Linked DNA regions of Homo sapiens: region 1 is linked to region 2. The links are chromatin loops, found by intact Hi-C in ENCODE. Cell type or tissue: endothelial cell of umbilical vein. All regions are shown on one strand. Each heading gives the region's core, and the rest is flanking DNA. Links, peaks and the distances in the headings are about the cores only.

Region 1 (16,719 bases), core at 4,539-12,538, 980 kb before region 2:
TTAGATGCCTGTAAGTTTGTGAGGGGTGTATCAGGTTGGGTGGCAAGAAGTTTAGGTTACTTCTGGCCCCTATATTTATGGTTAAGTGGGATTCCAAGTTATCTGCTGAGAGACAGGGGCAAAGGAACTTAGGAAAACAGGTGAAGGGCTTAAATATCTTCTTGGGTGAAGGAGAGAGTGAGAGAATGTGCTAATAAAGGGCACATGGGTCCATAGCACTATTGAAAACCCAATTGAGACTAAAGCCAAACCCCATACATAGAAGGTAGACATTTTGGTGTGATCTAGGTTCAGGATTCAGCTATTATACAAGTACAGTGAACAGACTAGGGGCAAGGCCGTTGAAAATATTGGTAAGATGGTTGTCTGGGCTGGAAATGAAAAAGACAGCTTATAGATTGCTTGGGAGATAATGGAGAGATTGAAGAATAAGAGAGTTAAATGAGCTAGAATAGCTGTAGTGACAACAAAGACATAAAAACTAAAGAGGTAGAAGGATTTGGTCAGAGAAGTAGAACTCTAGCCACCAAAGACACCACTACCAGAGGCTACAAGGATCAAGACTGAAGCCACCTCATCTGGGACTAGTGCCATTCCAGATCATACCAGTGCAGAAACCGTAACTTCTGGGTTTACCACCATGTTAGTTCAAATAGGTAGAGACTATAGATGCTACACTGAGGAAACTCTGGCCATTAGGGCTAGTTTCCATTCCCTGTAACAGTCTGTTGAGGCTAAATCCACAGACTCCTCAAGAGTCTGTTGAGGCTAAATCCAAGTGGTCATCACTTCTCCTACAACTGACATCTAGCCTCTATTCCACTATCATCCTTATAATGCCATGTACATCCTTACTCCTCATCCAGCACTCCATTCCTCTCCCAGCCCTAGAAATTTTTCTCTGTGCCCTCTAGAATTGTCTCACTGTATCCAGCAAACCCTTCTATATCCTCAGCCTTGTCATCAAGAGTTCCCTTCATCCCTGACCTTAAGTGAAACCTGGGCCACCACTGCAGCCCTTTGGAGTAGGGCTTTTCTTTTCTGTCCTCAGAGCAAGATGAAGGGTAGGGTTGGTGTCCTCCTTGCCCCCATTTCTGCTTTCAGACCATTAAATTCCTATGCTACTGAAATAAAAGTGTAAACTATAAAACCCAAACCTGATGCTTTGAGTTCATTCAATTATATCCCCTCTTTCACTTCTAGTCATTCCTAGATTTACCTTTGGGCCACTCCCCTTCATTTATCAATGACTTTGGCCCCTGTTCACATCCTTTCTTCCTACCTCAAGATCTGCCACTATCCTCAGTGATTTCAACATCCCCAAGGATAAACAATGCAACATCTGACTACTCAGTTATTTGAAATCCATATCTCAGGTGGCTTTTCTCTTTCACCTTAGCCACACACACTGATAGTCATACCAGAGATCCTGTTATTATCTGAAACCACTTCACTCCAGAATTACAAGTTAGTTTAAATCATGAATTGTACCATCCAATCCTCTAGCCACAACCCCCTATTCACAGATTTTCAACTACTAACACTACAATCATTTCTCAGCTCCTATAGTTTATCGATCCTTCTACTTCCTCCAAGTCTATCAAGGATCTCCTTTTTTATTTCCCTCATTACTTAACTTAGATCCCATGCTTCATCATTTTGATAACACTCTTGACAGTACTCTAAGCTCCCTTGCCTTGAACTTGTTTTGTAAAACTTCTACCTTGCTAAACACAATTCGGTATGATATGGTTTGGCTCTATGTCCCCACCCAAATCTCATTTTGTATCTCCCATAATTCCCACGTGTTGTGAGAGGTACCCAGTGGGAGATAATTGAATCATGAGGGTGGGTCTTTCCTGTGCTGTTCTTGTGATAGTGCATAAGTCTCGCAACATGTGATGGCTTTAAAAACGGGAATTTGCCTGCACAATCTCTTTCTTTCCCTGCTGCCATCCACGTAAGATGTGACTTGTTTCTCCTTGCCTTCCACTGTGATTATGAGGCTTCCCCAGCCATGTGGAACTGTGAGTTCTCCATTAAACTTCTTTCCTTGTAAATTGCCCAGTCTCAGGTATGTCTTTATCAGCAGTGTGAAAACGGACTAATACACTGTGTTTTTGATACCTGCACCTGAGCACTGCTAGAAAAATTCACAATAGGGCATACTCGTTTACAAGAAGTTTAAGATCATCAGTCTGAAATAGGTTGCCAGCACTGCTGGACAATCAATTCTCCAGAACAAATATTTCAAACATTCTTTGTCTCGTCAAATCCTAGTTCTCCCTGACACACCTCCTTCCCTCACATCCTCCTCTGCTCTCAGCAGTTCTTCCTACTTCACAGAGAAAAATATCTGCTTCCATTCTCATCTTATTCTCTTCTGTTACATTAGAAAAGCTGTTACTGGCTGGGCACTGTGGCTCACTCCCAGGACTGTAATCCCAGGACTTTGGGAGGCTAAGGAGGATGAATTGCTTGAGTCCAGGAGTTTGAGACAAGCCTGGGCAACATGGTAAAACAGCATCTCAACAAAAAGTACAACAAATTAGCTGGGTGTGGTGGCACACACCTATGATCCCTGCTACTCAAGAGGCTGAGGTGGGAGGATCACCCAAGCCCTGGGAGGTTGAGGCTGCAGTGAGCTGTGATAGCACCACTGCACTCCACCCTAGGCAACAGAGTAAGACCATATCTCAATTATTTAACAACAACAAAAAAAAGAATAGAAAGGTTGTTACTATGTCTCTCCAATGGCAATCCCCCACGCGTACTTTGGATCTTCTATCTTTCAGGAGCCTTGCACTATTGGTGGTCCTTTACCTTTCCAGTTTTTTTTTTTTTAACATTTTCCACTCCATTAGACCTTTCCCAATAGGTTTAAATACGTTTCCATATCTCCACTAAAACAAACGAAAACCAAAAAACTTACTGAACTCCACACATTACTCAAGTTACCTTCTCCCCTTCACAGCCAAACTTCTTAAAAGAATTGTATCTTCCTAGTGTCTTGCTTCCAGGCCTCCTGTTTACCTCTCAATCCACTACTTTTTTATATAATTTCAATTTTAATTTTAGACTCAGGAGGTACATATGCAGGTTTGTTACATGAGTATATTGCATGATGCTGAGGTTTGGGATACAAATGATCCCTTCTCCCAAGTAGTGATCATAGTACTCAACAGTTAATTTTTCAAACTTTGCCACCCTTCCTCCTTTCCCCTCCAGTAGTCCCCAGTTTCTATTGTTGCCATCTTTTGTAGGTTTGTGTGTGTGTGTGTTTTGAGACAGGGTCTTATTCTGTCACTCAGGCTGGAGTGCAGTGGGTGATCTCAGCTCACTGCTGCCTCGACCTCCTGGTTTCAAGAAATCTCGCCTCAGCTCCCCAAGTAGCTGGAACTACAGGCGTGTGCCACCATGCCTAGCTAATCTCTTTTTTTTTCTTGAGATGGGGTTTCACTATGTTGTCTCAAATTCCTGAGCTCAAACAATCCACCCACCTCAGCCTCCCAAAGTGCTGGGATTACAGGCGTGAACCACTGAGCCTGGCCTTTATTGCTGCCATCTTTATGTCCATGTGTACCCAATGTTTAGCTCCCGCTTAGAACAAGATATGTGGTATTTGGTTTTCTGTTCCTACACTAGTTCGCTTAGGATAATGGTCTCCAGCTGCATCCATGTTGCTGCACAGCACATGATTTTGTTCTTTTTATGACGGCACAGTATTCCATGGTGTATATGTACCAAATTTTCTTTAACCAATTCAGCGCTGATGGGCACCCAGATTGATTCCATATCTTTGCTATTGTGAATAGTGCTGTGATGAACACATGAGTGCATGTGTCTTTTTGATAGAACGATTCGTTTTCTTTTGGGACTATACCCAGTAAAGGGACTGCTGGGTAAAATGGTAATTCTGTTTTTACTTCTTTGAGAAACCTCCAAACTGCTTTCCACAGTGGCTGAACTAATTTACATTCCCAACAACAGTGTATACACATTCCATTTTCTCTGCAGCCTTGCCAGTATCTGTTGTTGTTTTTTTTTTTTTAACTTTTTAATAATATTCCTTCTGACTAGTGTGAGAGGATTTTGATTTTCATTTCTCTAATAATTAGTGATGATGAACATTTTTTCTTATGTTTATTGGCCGCTCATATGCCTTCTTTTGAAAAGTGTCTGATCATGTCTTTTGCCCACTTTTTAATGGAGTAATTAGGTTTTTTGCTTCTTATAATTGTTCCTTATAGATTCTGGATATTAGACTTTGTCAGATGCGTACTTTGTGGATATTTTCTCCCATTCTGTGAGTTGTCTGTTTACTCTATTGATGGTTCCTTTTGCTGTGCAGAAGCTCTTTATTTAAGTAGACCCCACTTGTCAATTTTTGGTTTTGTTACAATTGCTTGAGGACTTAGTCACAAATTATTTCCCAAGGCTGATGTCCAGAAAGGTATTTCCTAGGTTTTCTTCTAGGATTCTTAGTTTGAAGTCTTACATTAAATTTTTAATCCACCTTGAGTTATTTTTTGTATTTGGTGAAATATAGGGGTCCAGTTTCCTTGTTCTGCATATGGCTAGCTAGCTATCCCAGCACCATTCATTGAATAGGAAGTCCTTTCCTCATTGCTTATATTTGTCAACTTTGTCAAAGATCAGATGGCTGTAGGTGTATGGCTTTATTTCTGGGTTCTCCATTTTGTTCCATTGGTCTATACGCTGTTTTTATACCAGTACCAGGCCATTTTGGCTACTGTAGCTTATAGTATAATTTTAAGTCAGGTAATATGATGCTTCTGGCTTTGTTCTTTTTGTTTAGGATTGCTTTGGCCATTCAGGGTCTTTCTTGGTTCGATATGAAGTTTACAATTTTTTTTTAATTCTGTGAAAAATTATTTTGGTAGCTTGATAGGAATAGTGTTGAATCTATAGATTGCTTTGGACAATGTGGTCATTTTTACAAATATTGATTCTTCCAACCCATGAGTGTGGAATGTTTTTCCATTTGTGTCATTTATGATTTCTTTCAGCAGTGTTTTATAGTTTTCATTGTAGAGATCTTTCATCTCCTTGGTTACATGTATTCCTAGGTTTTTATTTGTGTGTGTGTGGTTCCTGTAAATGGCTCTTGGCTTGAGTGTTATTGATGTATAGAAATGCTACTGATTTTTATACAATGATTTTGTATCCTCAAACTGTACTGAAATATTTGATCAGTTTTATAGCCCTTCACTGGAGTTTTTAAGGTTTTCTAGGTACAGAATCGTATCATCAGTGAAGAGAGACAGTTCGACTTCTTGTCCTATTTGGATTCTGTGTTAGTCTGTTTTTGTGTTGCTATAAAGGAATACCTGATGCTTGGTAATTTAATTTGTAAGGAAAAAAAAGGTTTTATTTTGGCTCATGGTCTGCATGTTGTACAGGAAGCATGGTGCCCACAAATGTTCCTGGTGAGGACCTCAGGAAGCTTACAATCATGGTGGAAGGTGAAGGGGGAGCCAGCACATCACACGGCAAGAGAGGAAGCAGATGGAGGGTGTCCTACACTCTTTTAAACAACCAGATCTCACATGAACTCATAGAGTGAGAATTTGCTCCTTACCACCAAGACGGCACCAAGCCATTCATGAGAGATCTGCCCCCATAATCCAAACACCTCCAACTGGGCCCAACCTCCAACATTGGGGATTGCATTTTAACATAAGATTTGGAGAAGACAAATATTTAAACTATATCAGATGCATTTTCTTTCTTTCTCTTGCCTGATTGCACCAGCTAGTAATTTCAGTATTATGTTGAATTGGGGTGGTGAGAGTAGGCATCCTTTTCTTGTTCCTACTCTCAAGGGGAATGCTTCCAGCATTCGCCTGCTCAGTATGATGTTGGCTGTGGGTTTGTCATTGATGTTTCTTATTATTTTGAGGTATGTTCCTTCAACGCCTAATATATTGAGGGTTTTTATCATGAAGGGTATTGGACTTTATCAAAAGCTTTTCCCACATCTATCAATATGATCATATGGTTTTTGTTTTTAATTCTATTTATGTGGTGAATCACTTTTATTGCTTTGCTGAACCAACATTGCATCCCAGAAATGAAGCCTACTTGATTGCGATAAATTAACTTTTTGTTGTGCTGCTGGATTCAGTTTGCTAGTATTTTCTCGAGGATTTTTGCATCTATGTTTCTCAGGGATGTTGGCCTGTAGTTTTCTTTTCTTGTTGTGCCTTTGCCAGGTTTTGGTATTAGGGTGGTGTTGGCTTCATAGAATGAGTAGGGAGCAGTTCCTCCTCCTCAATTTTTTGGAATAGTTTCACTAGAATTGGTACTAGCTATTCTTTGTACATCTGGTGGAATTTGGCTGTGAATCCATTTGGTCTGGGGCATTTTTGATTGGTAGGCTTTTTATTCCTGATTCAATTTCAGAACTCTATATTGGTCTGTTCAGAGTTTCCGTTTCTTCCTGATTTAGTCTTGGAAGGTTGTGTGTTTTCAGGAATTTACCCATTTCATCTAGATTTTCTAGTTTGTGTGCATAGAGGTGTTCATAATAACCTCTGAGGATCTTTTGTATTTCTTGGATCAGTTATAATGTCACCTTTGTCATTTATGATTGTGCTTATTTGGATCTTCCCTCTTTTTTCTTTGTCAATGTAGCTAGCATTCTTTCAATCCTGTTTATCCTTTCAAATACACTTTTGGTTTGTTATTTAATGCTTTTTATGAAATTTTGGTCTCAATTTTTCTCAATTTTTCCCTGATTTATTTTATTCTGCTAGATTTTCAGTTAGTTTGTTCTTGTTTTTCTAGTTCCTCTAAGTGTGATGTCACATCATTAATTTGAGATTTTTCTAACTTTTTGAGGTAGGCATTTAGTGCTATGAACTTTCCCCTTAACACTGCTTTTGCTGTCTCCCAGAGATGTTGTCATGTTGTGTTTCTGTTTTTATTTATTTCAAATTTTTTTTAATTTCTGCCTTAATTTAATTGTTTACCCGAAAGCCATTCAGGAGCCAACCGTTTAATTTCCATATGATTGTGTGGTTTTGAGAGATCTTCTTGGTATTGATTTCTATTTGTATTCCACTGTGTTCCAAGTGTATGGCTGGTATGAGTTTAATTTTTTTTTAATTTATTGAAACTTGCTTTACGGCCAAGCATGTGGTCTTTCTTAGAGTATGTTTAGTATGCAGTTGAGAAGAATGTATATTTTGTGCAGTTAGTGGATGGGGTATTCTGTAGATGTCTATTAGATCCAACTGGTCAAGTGTCATTTTGGTTTCAATTCTCAAGTCCAGAATTTCTTTGTTAGTTTTCTGCTTGATGATCTGTCTAATGCTGTCAGTGGGGTATTGAAGTCCCCCGCTATTATTGTGTGACTATTTAAGCTTTTTCATAGATCTAGAAGTACTTGTTTGATGAATCTGGGTGTTGCAATGTTGGTGTGTGCATATATTTAGGATAATTAAGTCTTCTTGTTGAATTGAACCCTTTGACATTATGTAATGCCCTTCTTTGTCTTTTTTTACTGTTGTCGGTTTAAAGTCTCTTTTATCTGATGTAAGAATAGTGACTCCTGCTCTTGCTTGTTTCCCTTTTATGTGATAGACCTTTCTCCAACCCTTTACCTTGAGCCTATGAACATCATTAAGTGTGAGATGAGTCTCTTGAAGACAGAAGATGGACGGATCTTTTTTTAATCCAACTTGCCACTCTGTGCCTTTTAAGTGGGGGCATTTAGATCATTTATATTCAAGGTCAACATTAATATGTGAGGTTTTGAGAAAAGTGTGAAGTTGTTAGCTGGTTTCTTTGTACTTTCAATTGTATGGTTGCTTTATAGGGTCTGTGAGCTATGTACTTAAGTGTGTTTTTTGGCAGGTATCATATTTCATTTACATGTTTAGAACTCACTTAAGGATCCCTTGTATGGCTGGTCTAGTGGTAGCAAATTGCCTTAGCACTTACTTGTCTGGAACATATTTTATTTCTCCTTTGCTTATGAAGCTTAGCATGGCAGGATAGGAAATTCTTGGTTGGAATTTCTTTTCTTTAAGAAGGCTAAACTAGGCCCCCAATCTCTCGTGGCTTGCAAGGTTTCTGTTGAGAAGTCTGCCATTAGCCTGATGGGGTTCCCTTTGTATATGAGCTGACCTTTTACTCTAGCTGCCTTTAAGATTTTTTTCTTTAGTGTTGACCTTGAAAAATCTGGTGACTATATGCTTTGGTGGTGATCACTTTGTATAGTATCTCACAGGTGTTCTCTGAATTCCTTGTATCTGGATGTCTACTTCTCTAGCAAGATTTAAGAATTTTTCTTGAATTATTCTCTCAAATATATTTTCCAGGTTGTTTACTTTTTTCTCCATCTCTCTCAGAAAAGCCAACAATTCATAGTTTTGGCCACTTTACATAGTCCCACATTTTTCATAGACTTTATTTTTTAAATTCTTTTTTCTTTATTTTTGTCTGACTGGGTTAGTTCAAAAAACAGGTCTTCAAGCTCTGAAATTATTTCTTCTGCTTGGTCTAGTTTATTGATAAAGCTTTCAGTTGCATTTTGAAATTCCTTAAGTGAGTTTTTCTATTCCAGAAGCTTTGATTGATTTCTTTTTAAGATGTTTATATCTTTCATTTCCTGGATTGCTTTAGAAATTTCTTTGTGTTGATTTTCAGTCTTGTCTTGGATTCCATTGAGATTTCTTGCAATCCATGCTTTGAATTCTTTGTTGTTTCTGAGTTTCCATTTTGATTAGCCACCATTGCTGGAGAGCTAGTGTGATTCTTTGGTAGTTTCACTACATTCAGGTTTTTCATGGTGTCAGAATTCTTGCAATGGCTTCTTCTCTTCTAGAGACACTAGCACTTTCTAATTTTTTAATTATTTTTTACAGGTAGGATTTTTTGTCTATTTTCCTATGATATTATTATATTTTTTCTTTCCTTTTCCCTTTCTCCGCCTTTCTAGGGTGTGTGACTGGTGGGGAGCGTCTTTTGGCTTTGCTCCTACAGCCCTATGCACTTCTGTAAGCAGGTTTTTATTGGGCTATGCGGTTTGACTTGTAAGCCAGTAGATGGCGCTTATAGGTAAGAGCCAGCTGCCGTCAATGCGGCTGGGTATATATTTCATCTTTGTTTACTGGGAGAAACTGTATATTGCTTCAGGCGATGGGCTGATCCACGGAGTGCACAGTGATCTGAGCTTCCTGTTCAGCCCCGGGTTGGCAGGGGGCAAGATGGCCAGGCCACAGCCCACCTACAGGTTCCTCTGATGACAGGCACAAGCACCAGCACCAATGGAGAATCCAGTTAGCGGTTACCAAGTGCCCAGAGGTGTGCCTAGGCATGGTGCTGGGAAACCTCCTATGTCACAAGTTCTTTGCACGGGGGAGGAGATGGCCTAAACTCCTAATCCAAGAGAGTGGGTGCTCCAGATTCCTGGAGATCTGCCTGGGTGTGGAGTGCAGAGGGCCCCACTGCACCACAACCTCTGCACAGGAGGGGCAGGCAACTCAGACTGCTGACCCCGGCAAATGGGTGCTCCTAATACCTGGTGATCTGCCTGGGCGTGAAGCAGAGAGGGCCCCCCTGCACCATGATCTCTGCATAGGAGTGGGGTGTCAGGCTGCTGAACCAGACAAGCAGGTGCTCTGCATGCCTGGAGATCTGCCTGGGCATGAAGCAGAGAGGGCCCTCTGCACCTAGATCTCTGAATAGGAAGGGTGAAGTGACTCAGGCTGTCAATCTGGGCAAGCAGAAGCTTTGAGTGTTTGGAGCTCTGCCTGGACATGGAGCAGAGAGGGATCCATTGCACCACAACCTATTCCCAAGAGGGATGGGGCAACTCAGGCTGCCAGTACATGTGAGCAGGTGCTCCGAATGCCTGGAGTTCTGCATGGGGGTGGAGCAGAGAGGGCTCCACTGCCCCACAATCTCAGGGGAGCAGGCTAGGGAACCCAGCAATGACACATGCACACCAGTTCCAGGTTGCCAAGCCAGCCCTGGCAGCAAGTCTCATCACCCAAGAGAAATTGCAGCTGTAGCAGATCTTCTCTTGTCCCAGGCTCTTATCAGCTGGACAATGTCATGGGGGCTGTTTGCCCATATCCTCCTCCCTGAGATCTGGGATGTCCATCATGATTCCAGGGAATTCCCATTTTCCTTCTTGAATTAAAGCTCATAGAGTTTATCTTTATACACTGTTTTGCTATTTCCAAGTGGCTAAGGCACACTAAAAGCCTCTCATCCACCATCTTAACTTAAAAGTTCACATTTAAACACCATGAATGTTGGAATCAGCTTTATTAATGGAAATTGCATTACCATTAAAATAATGGTTCTGGCCAGGTGCAGTGGCTCACGCCTGTATCCCAGCACTTTGGGAGGCCGAGGTAGGCAGATCACTTGAGGTCAGGAGCTCAAGACTAACCTGGCCAACATGGTGAAACCCTGTCTCTACTAAAAATACAAAATTAACTGGGCATGGTGGCGGGTGCCTGTAATCCCAGCTACTCAGGAGGCTGAGGCAGGAGAATCGCTTAAACCCAGGAGGCGGAGGTTGCAGTGAGCTATCTTGCCACAGCACTCCAGCCTTGGCGACAGAGTGACACTCTGTCTCTGTCTCTCTCTCTGTCTCTCTCTCTCTCTGCCTCTATCTATCTCTCTGCCTCTATCTATCTATTTATATATATATATAAAATTTTTAAAAAATGGTTCTGCAGACTGTACAGGTAGCATGGCACCATCATCTGCTTCTGGTCAGGACCTCAGGAAGCTTTTATTCATGGTGGAAGGCACAGGAGGAGCAGGTATGTCACATGGCGAGAGAAGGAGCAAGCTCAGTCTACTTCTACCTGCTTTCCGGCTCCTTTACTACAGCAAGAAAAGTTCTTGTTCATGTCACAATAACCTCCATATTGTCAAACTTTTTTTCATTTTTCAACTTACTTGACTTCTTGGCAGGCTTTGAACCAGTTAATAATTTCCTCCTTCTTGAAATGTTCACCTCCCTTAGCTTTTTAAAATTGAATTATTTTGAAATAACTGTAGATTGATATTCAGTTATAAGAAGTAATACAGAACAATCTCAGGTACCCCCCACCTAGTTTTTCCCAATGGTAACATCTTAGAAAACTATAGTATAATATCATACTCAGAATATTGACATTAATACACTCAAGGTATAGAACAGTTTCCTCTATTTTTTTCCTTTTATACACTGTTCTTTTGGTGTCAAACCAAAGAACCTATGACTAGGTCTAGATCCTAGAGGTCTTCTCCTATGTTCTTCTCCTCTGTTTGTCCTAAAGTTTTACAATTTTACTTTTTTTTTTTTTTTTTTTTTTTTTTTTTGAGACAGGGTCTCGCCCTGTTGCCAGGCTGGAGTGCAGTGGTGCGATCTCGGCTTACTGCAACCTTCGCCTCCCAGGTTCAAGCAATTCTCCTGCCACAGCCTCCCGAGTAGCTGGGACTACAGGTGTGCACTACCACACCTGGCTAATTTTTGTATTTTTAGTAGAGATGGGGTTTCACCATGTTGGCCAGGATGGTCTTGATCTCCTGACCTCATGATCTGCCCACCTCGGCCTCCCAAAGTGCTGGGACTACAGGCGTGAGCCACTGCACCTGGCCTACAGTTTTACATTTTACATTTAAGTTCATGACTCATTTTGAGTTAGTTTTTGTATGAGGCTTAGGCTGGGGCTTTTTGTTTTGTTTTGGCCTATGAATGTCCAATTGCTCCAATATCATTTGGTGAAAAGTCTATCCTTCCTCCATTGAATTACTTGTGCAAAAAAGTGGACACCCCAACACCATACTGTCTTGATTACTATAGTTATATAGTAATCTTAATAGATAATGTCTGTTTTGTTAACAACTCCTCAACTCCTTGCAAGGTGCCTAGCAAATTGATACAAAACACGTTTTTTTCTTGATTCAATTTTTTTTTTTTTGCTTTTTATTTTTTGTTTCAATAGAGTTTTGGGCAATAGGTGGTGTTTGGTTACGTGGATAAGTTCTTTAGTGGTGATTTCTGGAATTTTGGTGCACCCATCACCCAAGCAGTGTACACTATACCCGATGTGTAGTCTTTTATCCCTCATCCCCTTCCCACCCTTTCCTCTGAGTCTCCAAAGTCCATTGTGTCATTCTTATGCCTTTGTGTCCTCATAACTTATCTCCCACTTAAGAGTGAGAACATATGATGCTTGGTTTTCCATTCCTGAGTTACTTCACTTAGAATAATGGTCTCCAATTCCATCCATGTTACTGCAAATGCCATTATTTCATTCCTTTTTATGGCTGAGTAGTAGTATTCCATGGTATATATATACCACATTTTCTTTATCCACTAGTTGACTGATGGGAATTTCAGCTGATTCCACATTTTTACAATTGCAAATTGTGCTTCTATAAACATATGTGTGCAAGTATCTTTTTAGTATGATTACTTATTTTCCTCTGGGTAGATACCCAGTAATGGGATTGCTGGATCAAAAGGTAGATCTACTTTTGGTTCTTTAAGAAATCTCCAGGCTGTTTTCCATAGTGGCTGGGACTAGTTTACATTCCCACCAGCAGTGTAAAAGTGTTCCCTTTTCACCACATCCACGCCAACATCTATGTTTTTTATTTTTTTATTATGGCCATTCTTGCAGGAGTAAGGTGGTATCACATCATGGTTTTGATTTGCATCTCGTGGTTTAGTGATGTTGTACATTTTTTCATATGTTTGTTAGCCATTTGTGCACCTGTGTATCTCCACTGGTGGTAGCAGGGGAGTAAAGTGGACTCTGTGAGGGTCCTTGGTTGTAGTTCTGTTTAGTGCACTGGTTTTGTGTTGGTTGGCCTCCAGCCAGGAGGTGGTGCTTTCAAGACAATGTCAGCTGCGGTAGTATAGGGAGGATATAAGCTTGCCCTAGGGTCAGGTGGATAAGTATTCGGGGTGTCTCAGGCAGAGGGTGGGGCCATAGAGCTTTCAAGAGATTATGCCCTTTGTCTTCAGCTACCAGGGTGGGTTGAGAAAGACCATAAGGTGGAGGCACGGTTGGTTGTGTCTGAGCTCAGACTCTCCTTAGGCAGAGCTTGCTGTGGCTGCTGTGGCGGATGGGAGTGTGGTTATCAGGCCAATGGAATTACGTTCCCAGGGGGACTATTATCGGGGGACCTGCCCCGATAATCACGTAGGTTCTTTTCTATTTTCCTAAGCATCGGCTGGCTTGAGAAATAAAAGGACAGAGTACAAAAGAGAGAAATTTTAAAGCTGGGTGTCCGGGGGAGATATCACACGTTGGTAGGATCCATGATGCCCCACAAGCTACAAAAACCAGCAAGTTTTTATTAGGGAGTTTCAAAAGGGGAGGGAGTATACGAATAGGTGTGGGTGACAGACATCAAGTACTTAACAAGGTAATAGAATATCACAAGGCAAGTGGAGGCAGGGCGAGATCACAGGACCACAGGATGGAGGCGAAATTAAAATTGCTAATGAAGTTTCGGGCACCATTGTCATTGATAACATCTTATCAGGAGACAGGGTTTTGAGATCAACCGGTCTGACCAAAGTTTATTAGGTGTGAATTTCCTCTTCCTAATAAGCCTGGGAGCACTATGGGAGACTGGAGTTTATTTCACCTCTGCAATCTCGACCATAAGAGACAGGTACGCCCCGGGGGGGCCAGTTCAGAGACCTACCCCTAGGTGCGCATTCTCTTTCTCAGGGACGTTCCATGCTGAGAAAAGGAATTCAGTGATAATTCTCCCATTTGCTTTTGAAAGAAGAGAAATATGGCTCTGTTCTGCGCAGCTCACCGGCGGTCAGAGTTTAAGGTTATCTCTCTTATTCCCTGAACAATTGCTGTTATCCTGTTCTTTTTTCAGAGTGCCCACATTTCATATTGCTCAAACACACATGCTGTACAATTTGTGTACTTAACGCAATTATTGCAGGGTCCTGAGATGATACACATCCTTCTTGGCTGACAGGATTAAGAGATTAAAGCAAAGACAGGCATAGGAAATCACAAGGATATTGATTGGGGAAGTGATAAGTGTCCATGAAATCTTTACAATTTATGTTTAGAGATTGCAGTAAAGACAGGCATAAGACATTACAAAAGTATTAATTTGGGGAACTAATAAATGTCCATAAAATCTTCACAATCCACATTCTTCTGTCATGGCTTTAGCCGGTCCCTCCGTTTGGGGTCCCTGACTTCCCGCAACAGACTATGGCTGTCTCTGCTGTGTCATACAGGTCACCAGGGAAGTGGGGGAAAGCAGCAGTGACAGGTCTCACCGGGCTCCCACACAGCCCAAAAGGCCAGTCTTACTTCCACCATGCCCCCGCCAACTGCACTGAGTTTGTTCCCAGGCAGCTGGTGAGCAGGGCTGAGAACTTGCCCCAGGCTACAAGCCTCCCCACTGAGAAAGCAAGTAGGGCTTTCAGGGTTCATGCTTCCCTGCCTGCCACAGTTACCTTGCTTGTATCCACACTCCCCGTTTGCTCCCTCCCATGGATTCTGTCCAGGAAACTTTGCATTCAGTCAAAATTGTTACCCAGTTCAGCTAGAAGTTTCCTTCTCCCTGTGGGCTTTCCCCAATTCCACTGACAGCCCACCCCATGGATTCCTGTGAGACAAAGTCAGGAATGGCTTCCCTGGGGACTGAGAGTGCCCACAGGGCTCTTCCCATTGCCTCCTATATCCCTGTATTTTGCTCAGCTCTCTAAATTCAACTCAGCTCCAGGTAAGGTCAAATCCTTCTCCCATGATCTGGATCTTCAGGATCCCCAGTGAGGATATGTGTTTAGGGGCAAATGTTCCCCCTCTCACACTTTGGGCGCTCACAGTTTTTCATCTGTCTCACAGAGCCTGCAGCAGCAAGCCACTTCTTTCAAAGGGTCTGTGGATTCTCTCAGCTTTCCTGGTATGTTCCTGCAGTAGTTCTTGGAGCAAAAGTTCACGATTTGAGTCTCCTCTGCACACTACCCTGTCCATCCAAGTGGGAGCTGCAAGTTAGTCCTTCCTCCTACCTGCCATTTTTCCTGATGCAATATTTTTGTGCCTTTAAATTTAGGGACTCTTATTTCTTTACTCTTTTTTGTTTTTGTGTTTTTAGACTGGGTCTCACTCTGCTGCCCAGGCTGGAGTGAAGTTTTTTTGTTTTGTTTTGTTTTGGTTTTGGTTGTTTGTTTAAGAGACAGACAGGTTGGAGTATAGTGGCTATTCACAGGAATGATCATAGTGCACTACATCCTCAAACTCCTTGGACTCAAATGGTCTTCCTGCTTCAGCCTCCTGAGTAGCTGTGACTATAGGCACATGCTACCACATTTGGTTACATTTTTTTATATTTCTGCAGTGGAGCAGAAGTATATATTCTGGGCGAGGACAATGTTGGAAGCTATGCTATCTAATAGAACTTTCTGTGGTGATGGAAATTTTCTGTCTGCACTATCTGATATGTTAGCCACTAGCCACACATAGCTATTGAGCACTTAAAATGTGGCTGGTGCAAGTGAGAGCTGATTTAAAATTTTTATTTAATTTCAGTTAATTTAAATTTCAACAATCACCTGTGGCTAGTGGCTACTATATTAAGCTGCACGAGTCTAGAGAGTGGACATGAAAGAGGATGTCTAAAATGGAGGCAGGTCAAGGTCATTATGTTTCAAAAAGTCAGGAACTGCTAGGCCAATGGTTTGGAGTAATAAACCATTTGGACTTTGAAACCCCCCAGGACAATGAGATGAATGTTGGCAAGGAAAGATATGTGTTAGAGGCCAAAAGGCCTGGATTACTTTGGGGGCATGACCAGTGGCCAGGCAACAGAGATGAGCTGTGGTAAGTGATTGATTCATCTGGCATGGGTTAAAGTGGTGGTTCCAGCAAGGAAGACAAACAACGGCCTGGAAACAGCCTCAGGAAATCTAGAGAATGCCAGCCCCGTCTCCAGTCCCTGTATTAGAATGGGCATCCTCCACTCTCCACTACTCCAACAGCGTCCTTAGAGAAAAGTTGAGTCAAGTAAGGCAAGGAGGCACAAGTAGCATTTGGTGACAAGGGTGAGCATGTAAGACAGCTTGTTTACCACACAACAAAGAATCTGGGGAACATAGTAGAAATATTTATGAGAAAAGGAAGATGTGGAAAGAAGGGCTGGGATAAGAAGCACAACCTATAGGAATATGAGAGACAATGGAAGCAAAACTGCTCTCCAAAAGTCTGCCCAGGTGGCAGTAGAGCTGTCTATTTTTCTCCTTGGAAAAAGGTTCTGTTGCCCTAATTATACAGCTTTGGAAACTTTTTGGCAGGAAGATTAACTTTTTGGAAGCAAGCAATGTATATTACACTTTTCATAAAAATTAACATTTTGTTTAACAAATGTTTTTTATTGTAAAATACACTTAACATGAAATTTACCAATTTAACCATTTTAAAGTGTACCATTCAGTGGCACTTAGTATATTCATAATCAATAAATGGTTTTGAACATAAAAAGGATGTGGGGGGCATTTGTAGTGGTAGCCAGTGATAGGACTCTAGTGGGCTTCACTGTTATCAAGGTTCCAAATGAAATGAAAGTATAATGTCAAGATACTTCAGATTCAGTGCTGGCTGAAGTGCAGGTGATACAGAAGCAGGTGGTGATTCTGGTTTGTAGGCACTGAGCTGGGTACAAATACTTTGTTCACTCAAAAATATTGTATAAGTGAAT
Region 2 (16,719 bases), core at 2,863-10,862:
TGGGAGGCGGAAGTTGCAGTGAGCCGAGATCGTGCTACTGCACTCCTGCCTGGGCGAGAAGAGTGAAAGTCCATCTCAAAATAAATAAATAAATAAATAAGGATTGCTTGGTATTTTGGCTTGTATGTAATTAATGATACCTCTGCCAGCAAGGGATGGGACTAGTAATTTTTGGGTAGGAAACTGACATAGTCTGTTACAAATTTCCACAAAATAAATGATCCACAAAATATTTCTTTTCATCTAAAGTTTTTATGATGCATTGTTATCATTAGCTAGTCTTACACTTAAACTTTTGTAGCTAAGTTAGACAGTTTTAGATGTTTCCTCCTTCAGGATGGAATCCAAAGCTTCATGCAGTGTATTTCAAGCAATGTCATCCTTATATATTAATTCCCATCCATTTGATGAAGTTATTTTAGAGCTTGACTCCAGCATATTTTTCCCATTTCAATTAGAAATTAGAGCAAATACTACTGTTTGGGTTGTAGCCATTTTTGAAAAGTAAGGGCTGGGTTCTTTAACAATTTTGTCATATATTTCCCGGTTGTAGAGTGTCTCGGTGGAATTCATTTTTTAAAACAAACAATTATTTTATGTTAGCCAATTCCATCAGGCTTAAGTGTATGTGTAAATGTTTTAGAAGAAAACATTTGTGTCCTGAGACATTAATGATGAGCACATAGGATTTGAAGGTGTTGAATGTCCATAGAAAGATATTGGTGATGCCATCACGTTCATGTTTAACTTAACGATTTATTCAAGGCCCAGGCTTATTTGAGGGATCTCTTTCCCAGCTCAGGTACTGCCTTCTCAAACTTCTCAATGGTTCTTTTATCAATTCCACTGTATTTGCAAACCAGATGGCCAATATTGGTGGACTTGGCAGGGCCTATATGCCAATGGCTATGATAATGATGTATAGATTTTTACCCTTTCCTATTTTGGCTTGAGTGTAATGATGGTTTTTTACAACTCTCTTTTGGCATTGTCCCATTGCCCCAACCCATATTTCTATCCTGGATAAGAACACTCCCTGGTCCCCTAGGTTAAATGCAGACAGTTTTAGTTAGGAGAACTCACTAACACCTGAAGAGAGGATGGTGAGATTGAGGAGGAAATTCTAAGCCAAGAGTAAACTTTTCTCCCTCTGTCAATGGGGTGGGTGTATTCAAGGTGACAAGCATGAGACGCAGTTGCGGGAATCTTTACTCATTTAAGAAACTATCTAGTAAGATTGAAAAGTAGACATTAAGAGTGAAGACTCAATATTTGGGTTCACATCTCAGCTCCACCAGTAACTAGTGTGTGTGCTTGGGTTAGTCATTTAATCTCTCCGTGTCTCAGTTTCCTCATTTGTAAAAGGAAATATCAACTACCATGTATATTGTAATGAGTTAATATTTGTTGGACTGGAGGTGTAAATATTATTAAATTCCTATGGATGAAGTGAGCAATTAAAAGGAAGCTTTCATCTGTCTTGTGGGAATTTATCAGTCCGAAAGGCTGCTCCAAGTTATCTTTGTGAAGGAACTACTATATTCCAGCAGTTGATGGAAAAAGTGATTGGTAATTGGAATTACCTGGTGATGTTAGTTTATTTAAATGGTATAATTATATTTGCCAGGAATTTGGAGGAGAATTAATGATAACTGCTCTTAATATGGAACCCTTTGCAAAATGCAAGCCTGAAGGTATTCATTGGCAAATGCCAATTCTACCAGTCCTGGATTACATAGGGCATATTATGCCACGACTGGAGATGATCACAGATTTTCAAAAGATTTTTGTTCTTATCAACTGTCTCTGTTCAGCAATTATATTAATTAAGGATGTTCTTGAGGTTCAATGGGCATTACAGATTTCTGAAACCCCTTTATGAACTGACTTGGAGTTACTAGATTTAAAATGGGGTATTTCAATGACCAGATAGCCAGGTCATTCTACCCCTTTAGGGATTAGCCAGAAAAGGCCTGTATGGCCAGACATGGTGGCTCATGCCTGTAATCCCAATACTCGAGGTCAGGAGTTTGAGACCAGCCTGGCCAACATGGTGAAACCCTGTCTCTACTAAAAATACAAAAAAAATTAGCCAGACATGGTGGTGGGTGCCTGTAATCCAGCTATTTGGGAGGCTGAGACAGGAGAATCACTTGAACCTGGGAGGTGGAGGTTGCAGTGAGCCGAGATCACACCACTGCACTCCAGCCTGGGCAAGAGTGAGACTCCGTCTCAAAAAAAAAAAAAAAAAAAAAGCCTACAGATAGGTATTTCAGGCAGTGATGACCTGTTTAGGCTTCCATCCTAACATTTTTGACCTCCCCAAAACTTGTATTTACCATTCTTTTTACATTAGGATTGTGGTTTATCAGGACAATTAAGAAGAGAGGATATATGTATGTAGTTATTGCCAGTATAAGTCTGTCTGCAGGTGAGATTCAATATCCTATTCACAAAATATCATTCTTGGCTTTAAAAGGGCTCTTACAGAGAATATGTTTATAGTGTGCCTTTTCTTATGTACTGCTTATCTGTATACTTACCAATGCTGATAGGTGCTACTAGCAATAGCACTCATATATTAATTTTATGATTCAGTACAATATTTTCTACAGCCTTGGGTTTAAGATTAAGACAGTGATGCTGTTTTTCACAAGGCATATCTAAGGCTATTGAAAGTATCTTGGATGAAGGGTTCAGGGCCATCTAGCTCCCAAAGTATAGCATACTTTTCTGAATGAGAAATAGCAGAAATTGGGGCTGGTCTCCAGGGAATGGGTCTATGGTGGTGATCAACTCTGGTCCTAACAACCTGTCAATCTTCCAACTAGGAGTGAGACCCAGAGGAATGGACAATGGACAGAATGCAAGCTAAAGCGGCTGATTAATGGAAAGACCCAGGGCCTCCTAGGATAAATTTTGTAAGATATTTCCAGAGGAATATATATTTTGCTTGAAGAATAGCATAAATGAGTACTGATTAAAGGTATGTTACATTATAACCTGGGTAAGGGCAATAGAAACAACTAATTATACCTCAAAAATACTAGTCCCATGGTTTTGAGAGTTTTACAACGTGGTATTAGCCATTTGGGTAGGGAAATAACTGTAGACACAGGACCTAATTTGGGGCTAAAGATGGCTAAGGGCATCAAAATGTGAAACTTCTATTCTCTGCATCCAATGAAGAAAACTGCCAACACAGCAACTTCCCTGGAAGCCATTCAAAGCCAAACACTCAGAGTTGGTAGGTGTAACTTCTTTACTGTTTTGAATACCCAAATGGAACACAATAAAATACATTTCCAAAAAGATAAATCTTACTCTTAGCCAATTAGTCACTTGCCCTGAGCCCAGAAGAATGTGCAAGAAAGGGATCTCTTTTCAGAACTGGAAGTAGCTTTTCCACACTATGTAGCTCATCCTGCTAACAGATGTATGTGTGTTGAATTTTTTTTTTTTTTGAGACAGAATCTTGTTCTGTCACCCAGGCTGGAGTGCAGTGGCGCGATCATGGCTCACTGCAGTCCCAACCTCCCAGGCTCAAGTGATCCTTCCACCTGAGCCTCCTGAGTAGCTGGGACTACAGCTGTGAGCCACCATGTCCAGCTAATTTTTTCTCGCTATGTTGCCCAGGCTGGTCTTAAACTCCTGGGCTCAAGCAGTCTTCCTGCCTTGGCAATGCAAAGTGTTGGGACTACAGGTGTGAGCCACCGCACCTGGCCTACATGTTGAACCGTTGTATTAATTCCTGGAGCCATCCATGTAGTCACCTTTCTCCTAGGGAACCACTTCCCTCTTGGAGTCATCTCTTCATTTTTCTACAGGCCTCTCCTGCTGTTAAGCCTCTCTCTTCTTCTGAGCTCCTACATTTTCTTTGCTTCAGTCTCTCACCTAGATTGTTTGTTATCTATTTATTCCATTTAGTTCTTTCATTGAAGATGGGAAGGGCTTTAAATCCATGTGGATGGAGTATGGGATCAAGAAAAGCCCGCATCATTCTAGCATCCAAAAATAACTGTAAGTCATTACGCTAGGAGTCCCAATCTGTGTTTACAGTTACATTCAAATAGCCTCCTTCTATTATCCTAGTTTCATGTGTGTGTGTGTGTGTGTGTGTGTGTGTGTGTTTTGAGACAGAATCTTGCTCTGTCACCCAAGCTGCAGTGCAGCCTCAACCTCCTAGGATCAGGTGATCCTCCCACCTCAGCCTCCCTAGTAGCTGGGACTACAGGCATGCACCACCATAACCAGGTAATTTTTGTATTTTTTGTAGAGATGAGGTTTTGCCATGTTGCCCAGGCTGGTCTCCTGGGCTCAAGCAATCCGCCTGCTTCGGCCTCCCAAAGTGCTGGGATTACAGGCATGAGCCGTGGTGCCTGGCCCTAGTTTCTACATACTGGCATACCTTGTTTCATTGCACTTCACTTTGTTGCACTTTGCAGATATTTTGTTTTTTATAAATTGAAGGTTTGTGGCAACCCAGTGTCTATCGGTACCATTTTCCCAATGGCATGTGCTTACTTTGTGTCTCCGTGTCACATTTTGGTAATTCTCACAATATTTCAAACTTTTTCATTATTATTATATCTGTTATGGTGATCTGTGGTCAGTGATCTTTGATGTTACTATCTTAGTTGTTTTGGGGCACCACAAACTATGCCCATATAAGATGGCAAACTTAATCCACAAATGTGTGTGTTCTGACTGCCCCACTGACTGGTGTTCCTCCATCTCTCTCCCTCTCCTTGGGCTTCCCTATATCCTGAGACACAACAATATTGAAATTAGGGTAACTAATAACTCTACAATGGCCTCTAAGTATTCAAGTGAAAGGAAGAGTCACATATCTCTTGCTTTAAATAAAAAGCTAGAAATGATTAAGCTTAGTGAGGAAGATATGTCAAAAGCTGAGATAGGCTGAAAGCTAGGCCTCTTATGCTAAACAGTTAGCCAAGTTGTGAATGCAAAGGAAAAGTTCTTACAGAATAGTAAAAGTGCTACTCCAGTAAACACACAAATGATAAGAAAGCTAAACAGCTTTATTGCTAATATAGAGAAAGTTTGAGTTGTCTGAATAGAAGATCACACCAACCACAACATTCCCTTAAGCCAAAGCCTAATCCAGAGCAATGCCCTAACTCTCTTTAATTCTATGAAGTCTGAGAAAGGTAGAAAGCATCGGAGGAAATGTTTGAAACTAGCAGAGGTTCATTTATAAGGTTTAAGAAACAAGGCTTTCTCTATAACATAAAAGTGTAAGGTGAGGTAGCAAGTGCTGATGTAGAAACTGCAGCAAGTTTTCCAGAAGAGCTTGCTAAAATCATTGATGAAAGTGACTAAACAACATATTTTCAATGTAGCAGGAAAAAAGCCTTCTATTGGAAGAAAATGCCATCTAGCATTTTCATAGCTAGAGAGAATTCAATGCCTGGCTTCAAAGCTTCAAAAGACAGACTGACTCTTTTCTTAGGGGCCAGTGCAGCTGGTGACTTTAAGTTGATACCAATGCTCATTTACCATTCTAAAAATCCTAGGGCCCCAAGAATTATGTTAAATCTCTGCTTGTGCTCTATAAATGGAACAACAAAGCCTAGATGACAGCACATCTGTTTATAGCATGGTTTACTGAATATTTTAAACCTACTATTGAGACCTATTGCTCAGAAAAAAGATTCCTTTAAAAATATGACTGCTCATTGACAGTGCACCTGGTCACCTAAGAGCTCTGATGGAGATGTACAAGGAAATCAATGTTGTTTTCATGCCTGCTAACACAGCATCCATTCTGCAGGAGTAATTTTGACTTTCAATTTCTGTTTTTTTAAGAAATACATTTCATAAGGATATAGCTGCCATAGACAGTGATTCCTCTGATAGATCTGGGCAAAGTTGAAAATTGAAAACCTTCTGGAAGTTGAAAACCTGGAAAGGATTCACCATTCTAGATGCCATTAAGAACATTTGTGATTTATGGAACAAGGTCAAAATATCAATATTAACAGGAGTTTGGAAGAAGTCGATTCCAGCCCTCATGGACAACTTTGAGAAGTTCATGACTTCATTGGAGGAAATAACTGCTGATATGGTGGAAATAGCAAGAGAACTAGAATTAGAAGTGGAACCTGAAGATGTGACTGAATAGCTTCAATCTTATGGTAAAATTTGAATAAACAAAGGGTTGTTTCTTATGGATGAGCAAAGAAAATAGTTCCTTGAAATGGAATTTACTTCTGATGAAGATGCTGTGAACATTGTTGAAAAGAAAACAATGGATTTAGAATATTACATAAACTTATTTGATAAAGCAGTGGCAGGGTTTGAAAGGACTGACTCCAATTTTGAAAGTTTTACTGTAGGTAAAATGATATCAAATGGCATTGTGTGCTACAGAGACATCTCTCCTGATAGGAAGAGTCGATCAATGTGGCAAACTCATTTCTTATCTTATGTTAAGAAATTGCCACAGCCATCCCAGCCTTCAGCAACTACCACTTTGATCAGTCAGCAGCCATCAACATTGAGGTAAGACCCTCCACCAGCAAAAAGATAATGACTAGCTGAAGGCTCAGATGATTGTTAGCATTTTTTAGCAATAAAGTTTTTTTTTTTTTTTGAGATGGAGTTTCACTCTTGCTGCCCAGGCTGGAGTGCGATGGCACAGTCTTGGCTCACTGCAACCTCTACCTCACGGGTTCAAGCAATTCTCCTGCTTCAGGCTCCCAAGTAGCTGGGATTACAGGCGCCCACCACCATGCCCTAATTTTTGTATTTTTAGTGGAGATGGGGTTTCACCATGTTGGCTAGGCTGGTCTTGAACTCCTGACCTCAGGTGATCTGCCCGCCTCGTCCTGTCAAAGTGCTGGGATTACAGGTGTGAGCCAGCACACCCGGCCCAATAAAGTGTTTTTAATTCAGATATGTACATTGGTTTTTTTTAGACATAATGGTATTGCACACTGAATACACTACAGTATAGTGTAAGCATAACTTTTATATGCACTAGGAAACCAAAAAATTTTTGTCACTTACTTTATTGCAACATTCACTTTACTGTGGTGCTCTGGCACTGAACCCACAATATCTGCAAGGTATGTCTGTATTTGCGACTGCAACCCCACCCAACACACACACCATTTTAAGGAAGGATCAATTAAATCAAAAGACTACGAATATTTTACTATGGCTAAAGTATAATGGGAACTCTTGTGTTGGCTGCAGCTAGTGTAATGAGCTCCCTGTCTACCCTCCACTCTCCACATACTAATATCCATTTGTTACCATTGATAAACTATGAGAAGTGTTTGTTTGTTTGTTTGTTTATTCTGGGGAGAGGAACCAAAAGAGATGAAGAAAGAGAACAGAGGTGATAATATAGGATGTGTTCCCAGCCCTGTGTACTGAGTGACCCCTTGTGGTTAGAGAAGGATGAACAAACCAGAAATGGCAGGGAACATTCAAGAAAGGCTCTGAAATTCTGGGCGTAAGTGGGTTAGCTTTAGATCTAAGTCAACACAGTGTAATACAGAATAGGAAAAGCCCTTTTTGCCTATTCTTGGGACTCAGTACTGATTTGATACCCTAAAGAGCGAGCATTTTTGAAGCATGCAGAGACAGTTTACTTGACACTATAGGTGGTATCAGTGGTCATGCTTTTCTGAGTAGCTCGTCAGGCAGCAGTTGTAGACAAATGGGATTCAGAAAAGGAGAAAAGAACAGGGTGACTGCTCAGTGATAACTACAGTGGATAAATTAGTTTATATCACATGAGAGACATCTCTTTGCTGCAGTCTCCCAGTGGACATTTGTATTACATACATATACACAGGCACACATATTCATGGAAAACTGTATTGACGGCATGAGTATGTATATAGAAAGACAAAATAATCTACAGATAAAAACTATAATAAGTGAATTTGGCCATTTTACTAAATAGAAAGTCATTATGTAAAAGATCAATTTTATTTCAATAGACTAGCAACAAGTAATTGTAAATGAAAAAATTTTAAAAATACTATTTAGAATAACATAAAATACCTAGGAATTAGATTAACAAGACCTCTACACAAGAACCTACAAAATATTAGTGAGAGAAATTGAAGCAGATGTAAATAAATGGAGGAATTTACTAAGTTCTTGAAGAACTCAATATTGCAAAGATGTGAGTTCTGCCCAAATTGATTTATAAACATAATATAGTCCAATTAAAATCTCAGCACATTCTTTCTTCAGGGAGTGGAAATTGACACGCTCACTCTAAAATTTAGAAAGTGATGCAAAGAGCCAAGAATAGCCAAGACAATCCTAAAGTAGAAGAACAAAGGGAAGATTAACACAGATAGCAATACTTATAAAACTACATTAATAAAGACTGTGGCCTTTTCAAAAGGACAGACAAATAGACTAATAGAACAGAACACAGTCCAGAAATAGGTCCACACACATATGACATTTGATTTGTGACAAAGATAACACTGCAGAGCAGTGGGAAAAGGAATTCTTTTAAATTAATTGTTCTAGGTCTATAGAAGGAATGAAGGAAGAAATGAATCTCAGCCACAACCTCACACCTATACAAAAATGATTTCAAGGTGGATTGTAGATCTAAATGTGAGAGGCAAAACAGTAAAGCTTCTAGAGCATAACATAATAAAGCATATTTATGATTTTTGGAATAACAAATATTTTTAAATGGGAGGCAAAAATAACACTAACCATTAAAGGGAAATATTAAATTGGAATATATTAAAATTAAGAACTTCTGATCATCAAATTGTACCATTAAGAGAGTGAAAAGGCTGGCCAGGCGCAGTGGCTCACGTCTGTAATCCCAGCAGCACTTTGGGAGGCCAAGGCAGGCGGATCACTTGAGGCCAGAAGTTTGAGACCAGCCTGGCCAACATGGCGAAACCTTGTCTCTACTAAAAATACAAAATTAGCTGGACCTGGTGACGCATGCCTGTAATCCCAGCAACTCGGGAGGCTGAGGCAGGAGTATCACTTGAACCCAGGAGGTGAAGGTTGCAGTGGCCCAAGATTGTACCACTGCACTCCAGCCTGGGCGACAGGGCAAGACTTTGTCTCAACAAAAACAAAACAAAACAACAACAACAACAAAAAGAGTGAAAAAGCAAGCCACAGAGTAGGAAATGTTTGAAAAATATATTGCTGACAAAGTACTCATATACTATACAAAATAAAGAACTACAAATCAGTAAGAAAAAGACAGAAGCCAGGCGTGGTGGCTCACGCTTGTAATCCTAGCATTTTGGGAGGCCAAGGCAGGCAGATCACCTGATGTCAGGAGTTCGAGGCCAGCCTGACCAATTTGGTGAAACCCTGTCTCTACCAAAAATACAAAAATTAGCCAGGCATCGTGGCAGGCGCCTATAGTCCCAGCTACTCAGGAGGCTGAGACAGGAGAATTGCTTGAACCCGAGCAGCGGAGGTTGCCATGAGCTGAGATCTCGCCATTGCACTCCAGCCTGGATGACAGAGCGTGACAGAGCGAGACTTCGTCTCAAAAAAAAAAAAAAAAAGGGCAAAAGACTTGAAGAGGCACTTAATAAAAAAAGATATACAAATGGCCAAAAAACATATTAAAAACTGGGCCATGTCATTAATCATCAGTATGTTCAAATTAAAGCCACAATGATAAACCACTACACATCCATGTGGACATTAAACTAACACTAGCAAATTATGAGGATATGGAGCAAAAGGAACTCTCATATATTCTTGGTAAAAATTTAAATTGATACAATCACTTTGGAAAAACTTTTGGCAGTCTCTACTAAAACTGAACATATGAATATTCTAAATGTATATAAAAGGCTTATCACTACAGTAACATTTCAATAAAATGATGTGTAAGATATATGAGAATAATCTTTTTTGGATAAAGTACTTTGAAAAGCCAGTAGGGTGAGGGAAAAATTATCATGAGGCATGGCGTCTAAGATTGTTGCTTCCTTGCTGATCACTAGGCTTTCTTTTGCTAAATGGGGTGCCAAGATAAAGGTAAAAGTTGAGTATCTCTGGATAATTGGGATAATCTTGAGAAACAGTTTGCATGAAGAAGAAGAAGGATTGCTAATGGATGAGAAGAATATTAAAAAACAAGGGTGTTTGACAACTATCAAATTTCATAAAGATGCATAATACAAACTCTTTCCCTGGATTACATTCATTTAGGGGATGCCCTGGTGGACCTGTAGCAAGAACAAGGGCTGCCCATGGGGAACCTGTCACATATTGGTGGCTATTGTTATTATGCTGAACACATTTTAGCCAGTATTACAACCCAGTTACTATCAAAAGAAATGAACATATAGCTTGAAAGTGGTCCTTCCCCTTGGAGGCTCTAGCCTTTAAGTTGTCCTGGGAAGATACCACAGTATCTGCCCTTCCAACTCCCAGCTGGTGGACCTAAAAGCAATTTTTGAGGATCAAGGTTTAGGAATGATACAAGACTTACAGATCAAGGAAAATCACTTTCAAGTTGTCAGAAAGAACATACTGCTCAGGTAGGTGCAGAGGCTGTGAATTCAACTAAGGAGGGTTTTGGGGGATTTTGTTTATTTTATTTATTTATTTCTTTTGACAAAGTCTCCCTTTGTTGCCCAGGCTCAAGTGCAGTGGTGCGAACATGGCTCACTGGAGCCTTGATCTCATGGGCTCAATCGATCCTCCCATCTCAGCCTACCAAGTAACTGGGACTATAGGCTATATAAAAGGCTTATCGTGACAGTAACATTTCACACCCCATGCCTGGCTAATTTAAAAAAAAATGTAGAAATGGAGGTCTCATTTTGTTGCCCAGGCTGATCTCAAACTCCTGGGCTCAAGCAATCTCCCCACCTCGGCCTACGAAAGTGCTGGGATTATAGGTGTGAGTCACTGTGCCCAGCCAAGGAAGACTTTAATTACAAGATTAATGATACAAACAAACTAGCATTAAACATATGGCAAAGGAGGTAGAAAAAATAAATCAAAACCTCTTGATTGCAGCAGTTCACTGTGTGCTTGAAAAGTAGCTAAGAGGAACCAAGGTGCACAAATCTGGGCCCAAGGTTGTTGTAAGGTGCTATTATAACATAACATGATTGTGAAAAGATTAGAGAAAGGTGACAGAGTAAGATAGTGAAGTGGGGGAAACATAGAGTACAAAAGCAGAAAACATAGCAATGTCCATTAGAGGAAAAAAAAGAGTGCTTATAAATAGCATATATTATTGGGCTCCATTTCCCCCTCTGTAGGAAAAAGCAAAAATAGCTCTGAAAAATTGCTGATGACTATTTGTACTTGAACTTACATGCCCTTTAAAGTATGGCATAGGGGAGATTCGAGTGCCTATTTATTCCCAAGGAGCACCCGGCTCATTAGGGCAAGCAACCTTTCAGGACCCAAATAGGGTCTGTTTCACTTAACTATCTGTTTAGCTGTGCTTTGTATTTTTAAATACTAATTACACATAGATGGGAGGACAAACACTGAATTAATATAGTAAGTTGCCTTCTCTTATAAACCAGAAGAGAATATTTATTTTATTTTAACAGATATATGTGTAGTCACATCATATTGGATATGAGTTGTTCCATTAGCCTCAGGATCATGTCAAAGTCATGCAAATTTGTTTTTTAAGTTTTTGGAGGTGTATTTCACATTAAAAAATTAACCCATTTAAAATGTACATGCCAATGTTTTTAATATATTTACTGGGTTGAGAAACTATCACCACAATGTAATTTTAGAAAATTTTCATCCTCCCTAAAAGTAACCCTATATCCATTAGCAGTCACTTCACTTTTCTTCCCATGTGACCACCAACTCCTAATCAACCAATAATGTACTTTCTGTCTCTATAAATTAGGAACCCAGGTGGGAGGATTTCTTGAAGCCAGGAGTTCAAGACCAGCCTGGGCAACATAGTGAAACCTCTGTCTCTACAAAACATAAACATTTTAAAAATCAGCAAGGCATGGTGGTGTGTGCCTATAGTCTCAGCTACTGGACAGGCTGAGGCAGAAGGATTGCTTGAGCCCAGGAGTTCAAGGCTAGAGTGAGCTATGATTGCACCACCCAGTATGGGCAATAGTGCAAGATCCTGTCTCTTAAAAAAAAATTATAAAACTGAGTACCTTACAAATTTTTCAATGGAGACCAGTTACTAAATCTATAGTTATTTTCTGTCATTTAACATGTCATAATAAGTGACTAAAGTCATGTACTTGTAGAACAGATGTTCATATATTCATGTTCCAGACAGGTCAAGTTAATCTACATACCCAGTATTATCTAATCAATTTTTTTTTTTGGACGTAGTCTCACTCTATCGCCCAGGCTGGAGTGCAGTGGCGCAATCTGGGCTCACTGCAATCTCCACCTCCTGAGTTCAAGTGATTCTCCTGCCTCAGCCTCCTGAGTAGCTGGGATTACAGGGGCATGCCACCATGCCCGGCTAATTTTTTTGTATTTTTAGTAGAGAAGGGGTTTCACCATGTTGGTCAGGCCACTCTCGAGCTCCTGACCTCAGGTGATCCACCCACCTTGGCCTCCCAAAGTGCTGGGATTACCGGTGTGAGCCACCATGCCCAGCTCAATGCTTAAAAAAAAAAAAAAGTAGTGTGCATATACAAAGATTTATTCAAATTATTACTGAGGGAATCAGCATGATGATAAGGCAGACTCAAAGGAGGATATGCGAGACTGAACTTAAGATAGTCAGTGGCCATTTGGTACAGCTGAAGGGTGCAGCTGAGACACCCTTTAGTAAGGAGATTAGCAAAACTAAAAGGGATCCAGGTGCTAATAGTCAAGAGTATGTAAAAAATGACCCCAAAATCTGGGCCACTCTGGCAGGAGCAGCCGTGGCTCAGATGGCCCCAATGACCCCAGATACTTGTGCTACCATTATGGAGGGCACAAGCCATAAGCCTTGGTGATGTCAACATGGAGTTAATTCTGCGGGTCCACAGAATGAAAGAGCTATGGAGATGTGACTGCCTCCACCAAGATTTTAGAGGATGTATTGGAAAACCTGGGTGCCCAGGCAGAAACCTGTCCCAGGAGTGGAGCTACCACCAAGAGTCCCCATTGGGTAAAGGCCCTGTGGAGCTGCAGGGGTGGGGCTTCTGTCTGGACTCTAGAATGGTAAAACAACTGGCAGCATACCACCTCAGCCTGGAAAAGTTGCTGGCATTAGATTCCAACCCTAAGAGAGTGGCCACATGGGCTGTGTCCAGCAAAGTCATGGGACGGGGGCAGCCTGAGGCCTTGGAAGTCTACCCCTCCCACCAGCATGCCCAGGATGTGGGACATGGAGTTAAAGGAGATTATTTGGAGCTTTAAGGTTTAATGTCTGCCTTGCTGGGTTTTGGAATTGTCTGGGGCCTGTTACCCCTTTCTTTTGGCCAATTTCTCCCTGTGGGAAATGAGCATGTTTACCCAATGCCCTTAAAACCATTGAATCTTGGAAGTAAATAATTTGTTTTTTATTTTGCAGGCTCATAGCTGGAAGGAACTTAACTTGAGTCTCAGATAAGACTTTGAACTTTTGAGTCTATGCTAAAACTAGTTAAGACTTTTGGGATTCTTGGATAAAGTGATTGTATGTTGCATGTGAGAAGAACTTGAGTTTTGTGGGGCCAGGGGAAGAATGCTATGTTTTGGATGTTTGTCCTCTCTAAACCTCATGTTGAAATTTGATCCCCAATGTGGCAATGTTGAGTGGTGGAGTGTATTAGTCCATTCTCACACTGCTCTAAAGAAATACACAACACTGGGTAATTTATAAAGAAAAGCTGTTTAATTGGCTCATGGTTCTACAGGCTGTACAGGAAGCATGATGGTTTCTGAGGAGGCCTCAGGAAACTTTCAATCATGGTGGAAGATAAAAGGGAAGCAGACGTGTCTTACACAGCCATAGCAGGCAGGAGAGACGGGGAAGTGCTACATGCTTTTAAATGACCAGATCTGGTGAGAAGTCACTCATTATTGTGAGAACAGCACCCAGGGGGATGGTGTTAAACCATTAGAAGGTGATCCAATCACTTTCCCCAGGCCCCACCTCCAATACTGAGAATTACAACTGAAAGTGAGATTTGAGGGGGACACAGATCCAAACCGTATCATGGGACCTGGTAGGAGGTGTTTAGGCCATGGGAGTGATGCCTCATGAATAGATTAATGCCTTAGGATGGGGGTAGTGACCAAGTTCTGGGTCTTTTCCTTCCCTCAAGAGCTGTTTGTTAAAAAGAGCCTGGCACCTGGGCATGATGGCAGGTGCCTGTAATCCCAGCTAATGGGGAGCCTGAGGTGAGATAATTGCTTGAACCTAGAAGGCAGAGGTTGCAGCAAGATCATGCCATTGCACTTCAGCCTGGATGACAGAGCAAGACTGTCTCAGAAAAAAAAAGAGACTGACACCTCCCCTCCATCTTGCTTCCTCTCTTGCCATATGATCTCTTTGCATAAACCAGCTTCCCCTTCTTTCCTTCATGAGTTGAAGCAGCCTGAGGCCCTCACCAGATGCAAATAAACCTCTTTGCTTTACAAACTACTTAGTCTCAGGTATTCTATTATAGTAACACTGAACAGGCTAAGAGAAAACCTAATCACCAAGGTGATGGAATTAGGCGGTGGGGCCTTTGGGAGGTGATTAGGTCATGAGGGTGGAGCTCTCATGAATTAGATTGGTACTCTTATAAAAGAGGCCTGTGGGAGGTTATTAGTCCCTTTGTCCTTCTACCATGTGAGGACACATAGAAGGTGCCATCTATGAGGAGCAGGTCGTTAGCAGACGCTCAATCTACTAGTGCCCTGATCTTAGACTTCCCAGCCTACAGAACTGTGAAAGATAAATTTCTGTTGTTTATAAATTACCCAGTCTAAAGTATTTTGTTAATGCAGCCTGAACAGGCTAAGATACACATGTATACAGAGACAAACACAGAGATATGTGCACTTCAATTGGGGACATACTCAGACCCATCACAATGCCTTCATAGAAACACACACAAATATACACAGATACTTGCACACACACACATATATACACACACATATACACATACATATCTATTTATATACACATACACACATATGCATACACATACACGGATGGGCCACTCTCAGGCCCAGTGAGGGCATGAGCCAGTCATATAAACTCACACAGACTATGTCAGTTTAATGTTATTTAGACAAGGATTCCAAATTGCCCACCAAGACATCATGGAGGTCAACTGGTCATTTTAAATTTTAAAGGACATCTGGTCCATATTGCTGGCTCCCATATAATCCTATCACCCCCAGCTAATTGAACTCTTTCACATACAAGAGAATAATCAGGCCTACTACCATTTTGGAAAGGTTACTCTGTCCCAGGTATTTTTCCAAGTATTTTACATATATCACCTCATTTTATTCTCACAGCAACTCAATGAGAGGGGCCATAAACACCACACTATGCTGCCTTTCTCCTTAACACAACACAGGTGACCTTCCCTCCTTTTTGTTTCATACTTTCTTTTTTTTTTTTTATGAGGTGGAGTCTCATTCTGTCCCCCAGGCTGGAGTGCAGTGGCGCCATATCAGCTCACTGCAACCTCCGCCTCCCAGGTTCAAGCGATTCTCCTGCCTCAGCCTCCTGAGTAGCTGGGATTACAGGCATGTGCCACCACGCCTGGCTAATTTTTGTATTTTTAGTAGAGATGGGGTTTCACCATATTGGCCAGGCTGGTCTCGCACTCCTGACCTCGTGATCCGCCCTGCCTCTGCCTCCCAAAGTGCTGGGATTACAGGCGTGAGCCACCGCATCCGGCCTCCAAAATATTTTCATATGCACTATTTCAAGTTGATTTTGAATCTGGAAATAACACTGTGAAGTAGGAAAGTTTGGCGTTGTAATTCCCATTTCATAGCTGAGAGTCACTTAGGTTAAGAAACTTTCTTAAGACTGTAACAACTAAGAAATATAAGCCAGATCTTAACCTTATTTTTGCATACTCCAGTTCCAGTACTTGTGTATATTTATTCCTTTGTTCATTTATTATACATTTATGTTCCTTAGCACTTTCCAGACACTGTACCAACTAATATAAAAACAAAAATAGAATAAGACATAGCCTTGACTTTGAAATAATTGGCATTGTAGAGGGGAAGAAAGACCAGTAGAGAGATATATCATAATATCATGTGCCGGATGCTGGGAGAGAGACTTGGGAAAACTGGGTAGAATAACTGGTTCTGCTGAGGGAGCCAGCATCAAATGGAGACCACGCACCACAGACTACAGAAAGGCCATGCTTTGTCCACGCTGCAGGAATATCTGCCTTTCTGTGTGCAATAGATGGTGGTGAGATGGTTTCTCAAAAACTGTGAAGTCAGTCATGTTCATCTACCTTTTCCTTAGGGAAGATGTGAAAGGTAGTAATCATTAATTGAAGTACAACTTCTAAGCCAATGCAATATCAGTTCATCAATTATTTAGGGACTGATAGGATTTTGTTACAGACAGCTAAATTATTATAAGCAAGAAACGACATAACCAAATGTGTCCTTTAAAACTTGTTATGTGGTTTCCTAGTTATTTTAGAAAGTAAGTTTCAGGTAAGAAAATTCTGGCCCAAACAAGGTGAAATGTTACAATTCATATGGGGTCTTATGCTCATTTTTTTTTTTTACTTTTAATTTTTAGATGCCTTATACATTTCTCTC

The links. Hi-C counts contacts between places; a loop is a spot of excess contacts. Peaks named below come from ENCODE experiments on the same cell type or tissue, not always from the same donor. Only the 100,000 strongest peaks of a DNase experiment are listed, where the experiment ranks them.
Region 1: a loop joins it to region 2, with 8 times the contacts of the local background. A loop is called at or near these places in 2 of 110 quality-filtered maps.

What each region holds. Positions count from the first base shown.
Region 1 is chrX:107,993,994-108,010,712 of GRCh38, reverse strand. No RefSeq gene overlaps it. Among named protein-coding and RNA genes, the nearest start is that of TEX13B, 20 kb to the right of the region's middle. RefSeq lists an enhancer at 13,955-14,660. In endothelial cell of umbilical vein, for the core only: a CTCF peak has its summit at 9,056 (motif pointing right); no DNase peak of the experiment used is centred there.
Region 2 is chrX:107,016,428-107,033,146 of GRCh38, reverse strand. It overlaps the pseudogene EEF1A1P40. Among named protein-coding and RNA genes, the nearest start is that of MORC4, 25 kb to the right of the region's middle. RefSeq lists an enhancer at 14,146-14,647. In endothelial cell of umbilical vein, for the core only: a CTCF peak has its summit at 7,418 (motif pointing left); no DNase peak of the experiment used is centred there.